2 separate regions of the Mus musculus genome follow, and region 1 is linked to region 2. The links are chromatin loops, found by intact Hi-C in ENCODE. Cell type or tissue: left cerebral cortex. All regions are shown on one strand.

Region 1 (2,500 bases), 280 kb before region 2:
TTTAGTTTCCTCCCTATTCAAAATTATGACCATTTCCAAATTATCCCTTAAAATGATAGCCTACCTATAATTTATGAAATAACCATAATCGAGAGATAGGGATAGCAACTGTCCACAACTTCCTCCTGCTGAATTGGGTTGACAAATATTTTTAAGGGGTGGGAGGAGGAGGGAAAGTGGAAGAAGTGGTTAGGCTTAAGAAAGCTAGCACTAGCATCTGTTACCCAGTCGTTGTATACGTAGAAGGCTCAGGGCTTGACAGGTTCTGACTGGAGCTGTCTGAAAGGCTGGATGAACCTAATCCGTCTGGAACCTGGGGCTATTCCTGAAGCTGCTCTAGAAGCAAGTCTCTGGAGACAGCATCAGAAGGGAGGGGGCTGGAGCAGCAGCTCATTTCAGCGTCCATGCGGATGAACCTTGTCAGAGCTGCACATTCAGCAATACGTGAATCTTACAACCAACAGTTTAGTACTGTAAGATACCTGTGTGGATTGTGCAAAGTGCACAGATGAGTTAAGGTTGAACTTTTGCTCCTTGTTTGAGCAGGTAAAAGACGAGTATTCTTTTTATGAGTTAATTTGATCGATAACCAATTGTGATAAATCCTTCATGACATGTGAAGAATTCCATGACCAACACGATTTATTGTCTAATTTTAGCTGAAGTTTTGGCTAGAGACTTTTTTTTTTTTTTTTTGGTTTTTTGAGACAGGGTTTCTCTGTGTAGCCCTGGCTGTCCTGGAACTCACTCTGTAGACCAGGCTGGCCTCGAACTCAGAAATCCGCCTGCCTCTGCCTCCCAAGTGCTGGGATTAAAGGCGTGCCACCACTGCCCGGCAAGTTTTTGTTGTTGTTGTTGTTGGTTTTTGTTTGTTTGTTTGTTTATTTATCTATTATATGTGTGTGCACTGTTGTCTTCAGACACTCCAGAAGAGAGCATCAGATTTTTGTTATGGATGGTTGTGAGCTACCATGTGGTTGCAGGGATTTGAACTCAGGACCTTTGGAAGAGCAGTCGGTGCTCTTAACCGCTGAGCCATCTCACCAGCCCGTTGTTGTTGTTTTTTAACTTGTTATTTTATGAGTGTTTTGCCTACGTGTATGTATGTGCACCACCTTTGTAGCTGGTGCCCACAGAAGCCACAAAAGAGTGTCAGATGCCCTGGAACTGGAGTTACTCAGGGTTATGTCGTAGGTGCTGGGACTCTGAAATCGGGTCCTCCACAAAGGCAACAACTGCTCTTAACAGCGCAGATCTAAATGTTGGTTCTTAAGGCATTCTCATGCCAAGCTCCACGGAGAGCTCGGAAACTCAAAAGTCTTGCACGAGGGGAAGCCAGGGATGGATGGAGAGAGAAAGGACTACCGAGCTGAGGAGAGAGCAGGAGGGCAGGACAGACTCGGTGGAGGTAACCCACTCTGGCAGGCTTGCAGCGCTCTCCCAGAACCCCGGCGCAAAGCTGGCTACGCCGAGGAGGCGGGGCGGGCGGGGATCCGTCAGGTGCCCGCCCACGGAGCGGCATGGAGCATGCGCAGTGGGGCGGCCCCGCCCACGCGTCGCCTGGACACGGCTCTGGGGTGGCGGGCGCGGCCTCCTCCAGGGCTCAGCGGCTTCGCAGCCTCTGCGGTCCTCGGTGGGAGGTGGCGGCCTTGGGACCTTCCCCAGGGGCTCGGTCCCCGTGCCCCCCGCCTCCCAGGGTCTCCGGGCTAGCTGTGGGGACTTCCGTTTTCCTCGCGGCCGCCCGCCGTCCCGCCCAGGTCCTTCTTTGGGTCGCAGGCGTCCCCTCCCCGCCGTGGCCCCTCACACCTCCACAGGGGACCTCCGGGCAGGACTCTGCGGCCACAGCCACGAGGAAACCTCTGAGGAGACCCCAGCGGACGGCAGAGCAGTGAGGGATGGACGCGGGTTCCTAGCATCCTCCGTAGCACAAACCCCGCCCGGGACGTCAGCGATTTTCTTGAAATTGTATGCTCCGATTTGTTTGAAATAAAGGTACCTTTCCCCGGTTCCCGTAGACTGGGCAGATTACTCCTGTCATACATATATTTTTGCGCCATGGAGCGGATTTTTTTTAAAAATCAGTTCTTCCATCTGCAGTGTCTGTTGTGTAGTGCTTGGTCTATCCAGTAGCATCAGTGTTTTGAGAGGCTTTGCAGTATGCGTCAGAAAATGGTGTTTGCTGCATCCCAGGAGAGAGGTGATTGTTAGAATTCTAAGTGACGGGAGGTTGTACGTGATTCTGTAGCGCACCGTACTGAAATCTTGAAGTGGGTTTGCTGTCTTTCTATCTTTTATGCTTTACTTGAAAAAAAAAATATGTCTATCTTTTCCCAAACAAATCCTTTGCATAAATCTTTAAGTGTCTTTCACATCTAGAAGGACTCATTAGACAAAAAACATAATACAATTAATCCCTCAAAACCAAAACTAACAAGTTGCTGTCACCAGTAGAATCTAACGATGATTAACTCAGTCGTGCTGGGTTTTCTCCTGTTGCCTT
Region 2 (2,500 bases):
TCTCCTCAGTGCGGGGAACATGTAGAGCCGGGGGGAGAGCAGCCGAGAAGACAAATCGCGGCTTCTTCTTCGTCCTCCTCCTCCTTCTCCCACATAGAAACACTCACACAAACACCCGGCCGGGGGCCCCGAGCTACCGGGGGGGCATCGCCGCGGGCCCGGGAACCAATCCTCCTGGCGGCGGGGGCGTCCCTCCCTGGCGGCTTTGCTGGTGTCGGGTGAGTCGGTACCGACGGAGGGAGGGAGGGACGGGAGGGCGGGCGGGGGGGAAGGAGCCCAGTGTGTGTGTGTGTGTGTGTGTATGTGTGTGTGTGTGTGTGTATGTGTGTGTGTATGTGTGTGTGTGTCTCTCTCTCTCGTTCCGTCTCTCCCTCTCAGAACAAAATGCCGACCGGAAGTGCAGCTGCAGGAATGACTCCCTCCGCCGGCGCCAAACACTAACAACCACCCCCTCTTCCCTACTCCACTTCCGCCGCCGCCACCGCCGCCGCCGCCACTCGGGCTCGCAGCTCTGCCTCAGCGCGCCGGCTCCCGCGGGCTCCGGAGGCGCGGCGGCGGCGGCGACAGCGGCGGAGGCAGCGGGAGCAGCAGCGGCGGTTCTGCTCCGTGCCCTTGTCCTGTGCAACGGACGGCCGTGGATGCTGCCCGTGGGGTCGCTTCTGCAAGACGGCGTCTACGCCGTTGCTCGGGTGACCGGCTTGATTTTTTTTTTTTTTTTTTCCTTTTGGTCCCCCTCGAGGCGACAGCAGCCGGGCGCTGGTCCGCTGTGGTGGCGTGAGGCCGGGATCTCCCTCTTCTCAGGCGCTCCGGGCCTCATAGCCCCCCACCCTCAATCCCGGAGAAGGCGGCCAGCCGAGGCCGCGCTGCTCTCCCTGACTGGCCGGCCCCGGGCCCCGGGGGGAAGCCGAGCTCCCGCTGCCGGCGGGTTGGATGCCGACCTTTCAAACGCTGTTCCCGCAGCCGTGATGGATGGATCGTCCCGGGAGCGGCCGGATCCTATGTCTGTCTGGGTTATTTTCTGCGAAGAACACAGTCCTCGGAGGTGAAGACTCCCAGCCTGGCTGAGTTGGAATCGTGATCGTGGTGGTGGTGGTGCATTAATTTCTGGAAATACGAGAGGGCTGCTGGACTTGCCTCTTTTTTTTTTTTTTTTTTTTTTTTTTTTCCTTTTTGGCGGTGGTTTTGATTGCCTCCCTGGTAGTCGGGATAAGGCCTGTAGGCGACGCTGTGCAAGCAAGGAGCCGGTCGCTCTGGCGCTGCGATCTAGGTGTGGGTGGAGCCCAGGCCATCCTGACGCCGGGCACCGGAGCCCCGGCACCGGCGCACTTCAAAACATCGTTTTCCTCTGTATGTTGAAAACTCAGAGGCTCTGGACAAGGCTGGAGTACAAAATGTGAATACGAATACAGTACCGTACCCGATGGTAGTGTCTTACTGTAAAACCGGAGGGCATTTCATCGCCACACAGTTTTCTGTTTGCTTGCTTGTTTGTTTGTTTGTTTTTGTATAAATTGTAAGGGGGCTAATTCTTCAGGTAAAAAGTGCCAGTAGGTAAGCACATTTTACTCAGGAGGAACCATATTATATTTTTTTAAATAAAATAAGTTGTCAGCGTTAATCGTTTGCTTGTCTATGCACTGATGTATAGGACAGCTCGCCTACAGGTTATTCTTTTGCTTTAGAAGTCACTGGGGGTGAGGTGTTAAAGATTTTGTCATTTCTGCACTCCTGACACTAGATGACTATCGCGACCAGAGGGAGTAAGTCAGGGCGGTGACTTCGGCCCAAGGAGTCCTGCAAGTGGGGGAAAAGGTCCGGGCTTGATATCCGTGCAAATAGAACTAAGCCTCGCCATGCTTCTGCCGTCCCCTTCCCCAGAGTGCCCCTGGGACTTGGCGGCGCCCTCGTCATCAGGGTTTTGCCCCATGTCACCCTGGTGCCTCCAGCACTTCTGTTTACCTTCCATGTTGGCGGCGTCGTTCTCATTTTTTCCTCCGGGCTTTCTATCTCGTCTGGCTCTTTTTCCCCAGTAGCCTTCAGGGCTTCAGGAAATGAAGTTTAACTTTCCTTCGCAGGTGTTCTGCATAGCGCGCTGTGGATGGCTCAGTCACTCCCCTCCCTCACTTCTGAACTCTACCCTTTACTATGAGTTTATCAATACCTAACAGAACTTTTATGAAAGACGGTGAAAACTGGAAAAATGTTTAGATGGAACCGAGATAAGGTTATTAGAGGTCAGGAGAAAGCTCTCTTCTAGACATTCGAAAGCTCATAAAGATGATTGCTTTTAGGTTTCTCTAGATGGCATGGCAGAGGCCTGGACATTTGTTGATCACGTGGCCTTGCCCCTAGTGGGCTAATTCATATTACTCTAGTGACTCACAAAAATGCATTCTTAATCCTGTCTGCCCCCCCCCCCCCCCTTTCTTGCAAATACATGCAAGACTGACTGACTGACTGAACCGAAGTCTAAGAATTTGATTGGCTCGGCTCAGATACA

Evidence for each region. Hi-C counts contacts between places; a loop is a spot of excess contacts. Peaks named below come from ENCODE experiments on the same cell type or tissue, not always from the same donor. Only the 100,000 strongest peaks of a DNase experiment are listed, where the experiment ranks them.
Region 1: a loop joins it to region 2, with 2.7 times the contacts of the local background. A loop is called at or near these places in 1 of 42 quality-filtered maps.

Annotation. Positions count from the first base shown.
Region 1 is chr15:8,167,498-8,169,997 of GRCm38, forward strand. Cplane1 (ciliogenesis and planar polarity effector 1) reads left to right here and starts at 1,609. Exons shown (of 53, transcript NM_001162906.1): 1 at 1,609-1,992. In left cerebral cortex, no CTCF peak of the experiment used is centred here; DNase peaks (open chromatin) are centred at 1,520, 1,971 and 2,104; H3K4me3 peaks cover 1,504 bases; H3K27ac peaks cover 1,509 bases.
Region 2 is chr15:8,444,246-8,446,745 of GRCm38, forward strand. Nipbl (NIPBL cohesin loading factor) reads right to left here and starts at 218. Exons shown (of 47, transcript NM_027707.3): 1 at 1-218. LOC102634078 reads left to right here. Exons shown (of 3, transcript XM_017316813.1): 3 at 1-1,618. The coding sequence ends at 1,046. In left cerebral cortex, CTCF peaks have their summits at 1,220 and 2,328; DNase peaks (open chromatin) are centred at 414, 1,004, 1,237 and 1,781; H3K4me3 peaks cover 2,500 bases; H3K27ac peaks cover 1,267 bases.